Regions from separate parts of the Homo sapiens genome. Here region 2 is linked to region 1. The links are chromatin loops, found by intact Hi-C in ENCODE. Cell type or tissue: heart left ventricle. All regions are shown on one strand. Links, peaks and the distances in the headings refer to the core of each region. The heading gives the core; the rest is flanking DNA. Region 1 has its middle 22 kb from the start of ARK2N. Region 2 overlaps LOXHD1 (lipoxygenase homology PLAT domains 1).

What was found. A loop is a pair of places that touch in the nucleus more often than their neighbours do. Peaks named below come from ENCODE experiments on the same cell type or tissue, not always from the same donor. Only the 100,000 strongest peaks of a DNase experiment are listed, where the experiment ranks them.
Region 2: it touches region 1 in a loop (3-fold over the local background); 8 of 110 quality-filtered maps call a loop at or near these places.

Annotation. Positions count from the first base shown.
Region 1 is chr18:46,149,779-46,155,154 of GRCh38, forward strand. No RefSeq gene overlaps it. Among named protein-coding and RNA genes, the nearest start is that of ARK2N, 22 kb to the right of the region's middle. In heart left ventricle, for the core only: no CTCF peak of the experiment used is centred there; DNase peaks (open chromatin) are centred at 2,883 and 3,219.
Region 2 is chr18:46,502,701-46,508,076 of GRCh38, forward strand. LOXHD1 (lipoxygenase homology PLAT domains 1) reads right to left here. Exons shown (of 41, transcript NM_001384474.1): 36 at 4,838-5,012; 37 at 3,138-3,323. Among named protein-coding and RNA genes, the nearest start is that of LOXHD1, 150 kb to the right of the region's middle. RefSeq lists a silencer at 1-13. In heart left ventricle, for the core only: no CTCF peak of the experiment used is centred there; no DNase peak of the experiment used is centred there.

The DNA of each region.
Region 1 (5,376 bases), core at 118-5,117:
CATGCCCGGCTACTTTTTGTATTTTTTGCAGAAATGGGGTTTCGTCATGTTCCCCAGGCTGGTCTCAAATTCCTGGGCTCAAGCGATCCACCCTCCTTGACCTCTCACAGCACCCGGCCCTAAATGAGCATTTATTGAGCAATATCTATTCAACAACAAGTTCTGTACTTGGGCTAGAGAGAAATAGACTTGCTCTGGTGCAAAGAGAAGACTCACTTACACAACATAATGAGAAAGCAAATGAAAGACAATCCTGAGCCAAGCAGTGTCTAGCCAGGATGCCCCTTCCCTCCATTCCCAGGGAAGCACACTGAGAGGCACCCAGGATGCCAGTTGTTTAGACACAGCATGCAGCCTTCAGGGAGTGTTGCCGGCTTGGGAATGCTGCCAGAAGCCCCCAGCCCTTCTCCTTCCTCTACCTAGCCTGGTGTGTGGGATCTATTTCCAGTCTTTGGTGTTTGTGTTTGTTTTGTGTTTTTTACTTATTTATGTATTTATTTTGCTTATCAGAAGTGTTTTATCAAAGGCCTACATTTCCTCCCCAGTCTGAGGCTTGAGCAGCTTTGTCAAAATTAAGCAAGAGAGATTTTCAGGCTCTACCCAGCCTCCTCCCACCTCCACATCAATGAATGCAGAGCCTTATTCTGACTTGAATGAGAATAAGTGAAGGGAAGGATATATAGGAAGGAAAATGGTTTAAAAATCGCAAAAATGGCCGGGCTCGGTGGCTCACACCTGTAATCCCAGCACTTTGGGAGGCCAAGGCAGGCAGATCACGAGGTCAAGAGTTCAAGACCAGCCTGACTAATATGGTGAAACCCCGTCTCTACTAAAAATACAAAAATTAGCTGAGCGTGGTGCAAGCCTGTAGTCCCAGCTACTCAGGAGGCTGAGGCAAGAGAATCGCTTGAACCCTTGAGGCAGAGGTTGCAGTGAGCCAAGATTGTGCCATTGCACTCCAGCCTGGGTTACAGAGCAAGACTCCATCTCAAAAATAAAATAAAATAAAAAATCTCAAAAACCTGCTTCTCCCACAGGGCTGTGAGAATGCACATCCTTAGCCCAAATCTGGCATATGGTCAGAACTCAATGAGTGTCAATTATGGGCTCACAATCCCTTACTGGAATTTCCAAAGCCCCCAAAGCTCTAAAACCCAAAGGTTTTTCATAATTCATTTGACAAAACCTGATCTGACCTGAATTCATTTGGCAGCAGAACCTCACCTGAACCCCCATTTTGGTCTACTGCAGAACTCTAAGGCGTGTGACTCCTGGGTGTTCCTCCAGGCGCTGCTTGGGGGTATTATGTTTATGGTATAAGCACCTGATTACCTATCTGAAATCTGGAACATTCTGAATTCTGAAATGTAACTGGCCCCAGGGACCTGTTTCTATAAGAAACCTAGGTTCTAGATGTTGTTTCTGCTGTTACCTAGCTGTGTGACATTAGATGTGGTAGACAGACCCTAGAATGGCCCTAAAATTTCCCATCTGCTACTTTTCATGTTATTTATTTATTTATTTATTTTTGAGGTGGAGCCTAGCCATGTCGCCCAGGCTGGAGTGCAGTGGTGTGATTTCAGCTCACTGCCACCTCCACCTCCCGAGTTCAAGCAATTCTCCTGCCTCAGCCTCCCGAGTAGCTGGGATTACAGGTGTGCACCACCACGCCCAGCTAATTTTTGTATTTTTAGTAGAGACAGGGTTTCACTGTGTTGACCAGGCTGGTCTCGAACTCCTGACCTCGTGATCCACCCACCTCGGCCTCCCAAAGTGCTGGAATTACAAGCGTGAGCCACCACACCTGGCCTATTTATTTATTTTTCAAGACAGAGTCTTGCTCTGTCGCCCAGGCTGGAGTGCAGTGGTGCAATCTCAGCTCACTGCAACCTCCACCTCCCAGGTTCAAGCAATCCTCCTGCCTCAGTCTCCCAAGTAGCTGGGATATAATCCCCTCCCTTGGAATGTGGGTGGGACACATTCAAATTTTGTGTGACTTGATTCTCACAAACAGAATATGGCAAAGGTAAAGAAATTTTGAAGATGTAATTAGGGTCTCAAATCTGTTGATTTCATTTCATCAAAAGGGAGATCATCTGGGTGAGCCTGACTCAATCAGTTAAAAGCCTTAAAAGGCTTTTAAGGACTGGCCCCTCCCTGAGGTTAGAGACTCTCTCTCAGTTATTGGCTTTGAAGAAACTGACCTGCTATGAGAAGACCTATGGAAAGAGCCACTTGGCAAGGAAGAGGGGGCAGCATTTAGTTGCGAGAACATTCGGCTGACCACCAGCAAGAAAATGGGTACTTCGGTCCTACAGCTGCAAGAAGATGGATTCTGCCAACAGCCTGAGGGAGCCTGGAAGCAGGTCTTTCCCTGCTTGAGCCTCTGATGAGACTCCAGCCCCAGCTGACACCTTGATTTCAGCCTGGGGAAACCATGGAGCAGAGGAGGCAGCTAAGCTGAGCTCAGGTTCCTGACCCATAGAAATGACGCTAAGTATGTGCTATTTTAATCTGCTATATGACAATCATTTTTAGATGATTTGTGGGCAACACAGAAAGCCAGTACATTAGGGAAGTCTCTTAACCTCCCTGGGTCCCAGTTGTGCATCTGTAAATTAGGGAAATGGTTGAACCGGGTCACACCTAGGAGCCTCTCAGGCTCTAGCTTTTGGAGACTCTGTATGGGCAGATGCTGAGTGCTGCACCGTTGTGAGAAGGAAGAATCGTTCTCTAATGGGTGAGCAGGCTAGTGCTCTCATGTGGGGGGCTGTGGGTGCCAAGGAGGTGTGTCGTTGAGGTGGCTGCTGCAAAATGCAGACAGCTGAGGACTCACCCTGAGTCCTTGATGACCCATCTGCCAGCAGGCTAGACGCTGACCACAACTGGCACCACGCCTGGCTGCAGAGGCGATCAGCTTTCAAGAGCAGGAAAAACAAATGTCCTCTTTCCCCTGCTCTGTAAGGGACGTGCAACCATGCTGGGCATCCATCCCCACCTCTGTTAATTTACTGGGGGGCAAAGGGTCCACTCTGCAATCTTCCTCCCATGATACCTAAAACTCTTGGGCTTGTGACCTCTAGGACTGCCCTGGGGAGCTCCTGGGAAGCTGAGTCAGGGAGGGCATCAGGTTTCCTGCTAGCTCTTGGCACACTTCTGAAGTAGGTGAGCTTGTGCTTCTGTGCTGTCCCACCCAGCCGGTCTGCCAGGTCTCTCTGCTTCCCACACCCGCTGCCGCCTGCCCCAGGGGCCCGGACCACCAACACACCCCAGAGGTGGGGCACCCACTGTCTGCCTTCCCTCCCCCAATACTCCCTCACACACAGCTGACACGCTCATCTGACTGGCTAAAGGGATTGTCCCTTATTAAATTCCTTGGGGGATGATCTCATTAAGCCTTGTTATGGGTCACTTCTATTTCAGGGAGAATAAATTTGCTGCAATCTATGGGCAGCTAGTTAATTGAAACCTGAGGAAGGGGCTGGGGGAGGGGAGGGCACGGGTGAGGGGGTGGAGCGAGCCTGAAAGTGTGGGAAGTGCCTGGCCTGGTGAGAGCTGAGAGCTGGCTGGGAGGAGGCTGAAGGTGCACATGAGGGTAGCCGATAAGGAGGAGGCCACAGGCAGTGGAGGGAGAGGGGAGACAAAAGCAGGTGTCAGCTGCAGCCTGATGCAGGGAGATAGCCTCCTAACTGCCTCCCAGGCCTCTGTGCTCAGCCCTGCCCCAACATATGAGTCCAGGCCAGCACAAAGTGATAAGCACCTAGGCCAGGATGTAGCAACAGAGATGGAAAAGAAGGAGATATGAGAGAACTTGGAAACAAATTTGATACAGGGATGAAGGAGAGGAGAGGAAAAAACCCAAGATGACCTTTAAAGATGCTTGGAGAATGGGGAGAGGCGCCAGCCGGAGCACAAGCCCAACACAGGCCTCTGAGCAATGCCAAGTTTACTGCTCTGCTGTTTAAAGAATCCTTCTTCACCCATTTCCGAAAAAATGTTTCCTATCTCCGGTTTTCTGGCTCTTCAGCCATTCATCTATTCATGCAAGCATTCATTCGGTTCGTCAGAATGGAGACCTTACGTAGCACTCTATCAGCCCCTCTGCTGAATACCGGCAATGCAAATATAGACAAATAGATTTTATAGGCTAAGCGTCGTGAGTCCACCCAGAGCAGTTAGCCACTCCCAGGAGCTCTTTTCCTTCCATTCCCTCTTTTCCAACAGTTGTGTTGATTTTCAGGATAGCTGCTGCAGAGAAGAGAATTCAAAGATGGAGGAAGGTTTTGTGTTGGGGATCTAAAGCCAAAGGAACTTGTGACTTTTGGTCATGCTGAGAGACAGGTGACCACTAATTGTGTAGCCCTTGGCTGGTCTCTGTCTTTTTGAGACTGAGTTTCGCTCTTGTTGCCCAGGCTGGAGTGCAGTGGCACGATCTCGGCTTACTGCAACCTCTGCCTCCCAGTTTCAAGCAATTCTCCTGCCTCAGCCTCCCAAGTAGCTGGGACTACCGGCATCCATCACCATGTTGGCCAGGCTGGTCTCGAGTTCCTGACCTCAGGTGATCCACCTTGCCTGGTCTCTTAATGCTCTTAGCCTGAATTTTATCATCTGTAAAAGGAGAAATAGGCTTAGATGATTTTAGAAAACTCTTCTACTTTGTATCTATGTTCTTGTTTTATGGATGTGAAAGTACTCTGAAAAGTTTGATTTCTACGCAGATGTGAGGTAGTTCTTTATTTCAGAAAGCAATAACAATGCGAGTGCCCACAGGGTGGATATGGGTTGTGAAATGGAAACTCCATCCCCTACTTCTTGCTTCCCTGTGGAGGGGTCTCTATTGGAGCCACATTCCTGGAGTCTCTCTGGCCTGACTCTCCCGGCAAGAAGAATGGTTCCCATCCGGTAATATTTTCTCCACCCAATATTTTACCTGAAATGTCACCAGGAAATATTAATCCCCATGGATCTCATGTCAGCTGCCCTCCTTTATATTTCAAGACCATGGTGGGAGGTAGAGCATGAAACCAGATCACCTTCTGGTGTGAAGATTTCAAGGGAGAAGTTGAGGTGGGAAGCCTCACCAGGTATTCTCTTTAGGACTTGCCTGAGAGTAGATTCTGGGCTGCTCAGACAGGGCAGCGCTCCTGTGACTGGTTGAATAGTCTGTCTACATTTGCTGTGACAGGAATGGGATAGGAAGTTCATGGAGGCTGCTCATTTGCACCGTGTCCCCCAATCCAGCTTTGATCTGCCATAAAGTTGACATTTAAGTGTTCGCCTGTTTCCTGCATCTTATTTTTTAGTTGCTTCCAAACTTGAGGAGAGAAAGAGAAAGGGTTATTTATTACACAGGCCCCAACCCTAGCAAGAGAAAAA
Region 2 (5,376 bases), core at 59-5,058, 350 kb after region 1:
CATCCTCAGTCTTTCTGGCTATATTCTCCACTCTCACCCCTCATGAATAAAACACTCATATTGTAAATGGCTCTGGCATGGAAAAGTTGGGTCATCATAGTCTACATGAAATTCTCCCCTCTCCAGTTTTCTGGGCTGACTGGGAAGAGGTTAGGGAACCCCGTGCTTCTGGTCTCATAGTGAGTCTTAGAGGAAGGGCTCAGGCTGCTGGGGATACCACTTCTTCCTTCCCAGGGTTCTAATTCCTTTGGGTCTCTGCTATTTCTGAGATAGAGGCTATGGCAGAACAGGATTAAAAGACCTGGTATTTCTCAGCTCTCTGGGGGGAGTCTCAATTAAACTAACATTTATTAAGCCCTCACTATGCTCCAGGTACTGTTATAAGCAGTTTTGAAGATAAAGATGAATAAGGCATGATTCCTATCCTCAAAGGCAGTGACATCTTGCCAGTGTGTGCTGGTAGCCAGACAGAGAGTTGGAAGCCCACAGACATAATGTACTTCTTTCTGATTAAGGCAGGGACATAGTTCTTGGGAACATATTTCCTAAACAACGGTTTAGGCACTTTAACAGGAGAGACTGTAGACAAGCTCTCCTGTTAGGGTTAGGGTAGACAGACCTTGTCCTTACCTTCCCCACACCCATGCCTGCCACCCTTACTAATCTGATCTGTCAAATCCCTCTAATTAGGCCTGTGGAGATACACAGAATGTGGCTCAATGCTTTCACACTTGTCTTGACTACGTGATCACTGTTGAGTGTCATGGGAAGATCTCATCCTGATTTTGTGAAGTGTCTGGGGCAGAAGATGGTCCTAATGATTATGGCTACTGTTATTCAACCAGACTTGGGAAACTGCTGCTAATCCTAAGACAATCAGAATGGATGATGAGATGGAGGGAAAGAAAACTCAGGAGTTTTTGTTTTGTTTTCATCTTAGGAAAGAGGAGAGGTGCATTAAGGATATTTGAGCATGATTTGCGAGTATGTTTCTTTCCACAGACTCATAATGCCACTTGAATGATCAAGTGAGGAAGAAGAGTTCCCTTCCACTGCATGCTTTTCTGGACAAGACTAACCCGGATACACCCTGATATTGGGGGGTGTAGCAAACAGAGATAAAGAGGCTGCCTCTCATCACCTCATCTTCTTGACCACCTGACACAGTGGCTGGTGAGGGTGCAGAATGGTGGCTGGCAAGATGGGCCGGCACACAGAACGGTGTGTTAGAACAGGCATCAGAAGACCTGGGTTTGGGTGATGGCTGGTTTGGGTGTCCCTTCCTTGCTGTGTGGTTCTGAGTAAGACATTCAAACCTCACTAGACTCAATATTACTTGGTTGTAAAAAGAGGAGCAATAAAGTGCTTTTGCTGCAGTAATTCACAAAGGTTTCTATTTGTTTGTTTTTGACTGTTTTGTTTTGTTTTTTTTTGAGACAGAGTCTCACTGTTACCCAGGCTGGAGTGCAGTGATGCAATCACAGCTCACTGCAGCCTTGACCTCAAGTGATCCTCTCATCTCAGCCTCCTCAGTAGCTGGGACTACAGGCATAAGCCACCACACTTGGCTAATGTTTGCATTTTTGGTAGAGATGGAGTTTCGCCATGTTGCCCAGGCTAGTCTCAAATTCCTGGGCTCAAGTGATCTGCCTACCTCAGCCTCCCAAAGTGCTGGGATTACAGCTGTGAGCCACAGCCCCTGGCCTCACAAAGTATTTTTGAGAATCAAATGTTTGTATCTTTAATACCTAACAGAGTCCCAGGCATGTCATGAATACTTTAGATGTTCCGTATACAAATGACTGGTGGGATACACTGAAATTTGAAAACTGTGGAGTGCTGTGTAAATATTTGTTATTTTATTGCCTTAAAGGCTATTTTATCAATGCCTAGTCTGAGTTTATTCTGTGTTATGGAAAAAATTTTAACTGTTTAATCCACGTTAAAGCAAAATAGCTTAGCTCCTATGGAAGAGAGGTTGCAAACTACCGAGTTGGGTTTCGTCAGTGACCGTGACAGATAGGCTAGTCCTCCGCAGGGGTTTGGAAGAAGTGAGGAACAACACAACATTCAGGACAGCTCTGGGCAGCCATTTGGGAGACCCAGCAAAGGCTAGAGAAGGCTTTGAGCAGATAGCTTTGCAGAGACATGTTTCTACAGAAGACAAAAGGGTGAATGAAGAAAGCGGTATGCATCAAGGAGGTGGAATTTAATATTTAACAACTCTATCCTAATTATAACAAATAGAACTTATAGGCCCAAAGCCAGAGAAAATAAAGTGGCTTAAAGACAGCAAAATGATAACCAAAGAAATGTTGAGAACATGAACGTCATCACAGTTATAGAAATGACAAAGCATTCCTTAGGCACTGCAAAGTTAAAAATATATTTCTCACTTGGTTTATATCCTATTTCATAGTTTATATTTATAAGTGAATTCAACAACTTTAGGATTACTATTATGAATAAACAAGCATAATCCCTTCTTTTTTTTTTTTTGAGACAGGTTCTCACTCTGTCATCCAGGCTGGAATGCAGTGGCACAATCATAGCTCACTGCAGCCATGACCTCCTGGGCTCAGGCAATCCTCCCATCTCAGCCTCCAAGTAGATGGGACCACGGGTGCATGCCACCATGCCCAGCTATTCTTTTTTATTATTTGTAGAGATGGGATCTCACAATGTTGTTTAGGCTGGTCTTGAACTCCTGGGGCTCAAGCAATCCTCTCACCTTGGCCTCCCAAAGTTCTGGGATTACAGGCATGAGCCACTGCACCCGGCACAAACATAATCCTTTATAGAAAATCCATGGGAAATGAACTGGTGATTTAGCTTTTTTTCTTAATTTTTAAAGCCTGAACTAAGTCAAATTAATGCTCTGAAATCACAAACAATGGAGAACCACTAATCACCCAGGGAGAAAGCAGGAGGAACTAAGCTTCCTCTCTAAAAATATTTGCCCAGAAACACTGGCTCTTTCATACTGATGGAAGCATCAATGTGGTGGTCATCAACTGTGTTCAGTTTTCTGCCACCCTGGGGTAATCAGAGTCAATGTGCTGCCAGGGAGGGAATAATGGCTCAGGAAGGGAGCTGAGGGCTGCCCTCCCACCAACCTGGCCTTGAGTGGGAGCTACCTTTGTTGTCGTGCCAGACCCTCAGCTTGCAGAGGTGGCCCAAGCTCAGCATGTCAGGGAAGTTGAATGTGTCCGTGTTGTTCCGCTCAAACTTGTTCCAGTTTGCCGACTGCTTCAGGGCCAGTGTCCCACTATCCCCGTTCTCCCCGAAGATGATGATGAACACGTTGGCATCAGTGCCTGCTCCTGGGGGGTGCACAAGGTGAGGCTTAGGGTGCCAGCCTCTTTGACACACAGTCCTCTTGCTCTGGCCTTGATCCCGGACTCCTCAGAGGAGTCAGGGGTACAGGTGGACAGAGTACAGACTCAAGAAGGCCAGGGGTGAGGTTGGAAAGGGTCAATTACTGTCCCAGGTCTCCAATTCTCTTCTTCATCTTATCTTTGTGCCTTACAAAAGCTTTTGGTCTAACTGGAGTCATGGTCAGCAAGTGTGAATGGTTTAGTACAAAACTCATCTATTTCTGGGGAAATATACCCAAACTTAAAAGGCGTGTCATATAGGCTGGCTTTACAGTTTAGAAACATAGGCTACCTCCTGCACAGTGTGGGTTCAGAAGGAAGCAGGGAAGTTCTGTGTTCCCTAAATCTGTCTCTGATTGACATTCTACACTAGAGCTTCATATCATTTGCTTAAGCCAAATACAGGTATTGGCCCAAGTCAAAAGCAAATGCTTCTGGAAGGGGTGACCCAGTGAAGCTTTTCTGACACACATCTGTGGTTATCAATGAATTTATTATTTTCTGAGTGCATCATAAAGGGATGGAGGGGTCTGAAAACATATGACACTTGGAACTTTAAGCAATAGGGGTAAAAGTTCCATTGTGAGAATAGGAAGAAAGGAGGTACCCCCAACAAAATTTACTAGCTTTATTGACCTATCATTTATGCCTGAGATCCTACTATGAGAGCTTCATTTATCTGGCAAGAGGCTTCTCTGTTGAAAATGTAAGCTACCATGGCCAACAAGTTAATCCTTCATTCACCATTTATAATTAATGTGATGAGCTTGCCAGATTCCTTGTAATGGCTCCTGGAGAGCAGGCTTGGGATAGGGGAGTGTAGGTAGGAGGTACTGCCCCCATGCCTGGATGACAGTGTGTTCCCTCTCAGCTCCTGGCCTTTAACATGCTAATACTTTTGATTAGAAGATCCTTCCTCTGGGTGCCCTGTCTGCCTGGCTTCTGGATTTGTCTTTCTGGACTTGACTTTGGCATTGCATCCATCGGAGCGTCACCGCACTGCACTGTGGTTGCTCCAATGAAGGTCAGACCTGCAAGGTTTGGGCAGCACATCTGTATCCTAAGACCCACAGCCAAAGCCGGCACATGGTAGATGGCCACCAAGCACATGGGTCCGAGCATGCCTGAGGTGCATGACACTTGGGCGAGGGGTGCCAGGCAGCAGAAGGAAGATGGGAAGGCTCTGCATCAAGTGCCTGTACCATTTCCAAAAGTGCTGACCATACTCCCCAGTAATGTTCTCCCCTATTTCCCCAAGGGAGGAGGGAGGGAACCAGTCACTCCCTGGGAGGAGATGCTTTGTCCAGACAGAAAGCGACACACTGTGGAGAAAACTTGGATTGACTAGATTTTGGAAGGCCTTATGAAGAAAAATGCCCTGACCAGAAACAAGGGCCTGAGCCCGAATTTGACGGTTGGAGTGGTAAGGGAGCGGGAGGTGTGAGGGACCCCCGACCCACCCAGGATGTCGCTGGTCTTAACTGCGACGGTGTAGGAGGTCCACTCCATCATTTCTTCCTCATCGATAACGGCACACATTTCACACACCAGGGTCTTCTTGCCCTTCCGCTGGGACAGCCAGTCTCCATAGTAGAACATGGTCAGGTCTCCAGTGTTCATGTTCTTCAGTAGGATCTGGGGGAGAGGGAGCCACCGTGGGAATGCCCTGTCCTCCCTCACCTCCACCAGCACCCCCTGGCTCATGCAGCCCCTCCCCGAATCCCAACCCTGGAGATCCCAGACCTGAGACAAGCGCTTGCGACTGAGACCCACGGGGTGTGGAAAGGGCCCTTTCCAGGACAAAGGCCCTGTCCTGTGTGCCTGGCATGGGATTTGAAGTCCTTACGAGGACTGCCCTAGCTTGGGATTTGGGAATGGGCAATTCACCTAAAGCTGTGTCCTCAGAGGTGCCTGTCACTGTGCACAAGAGATATTTGCTGAAAGAGTGACAGAAAAATGGACCAACCGAGCCCCTGTCAGCCACAAACACCTGGGAGCA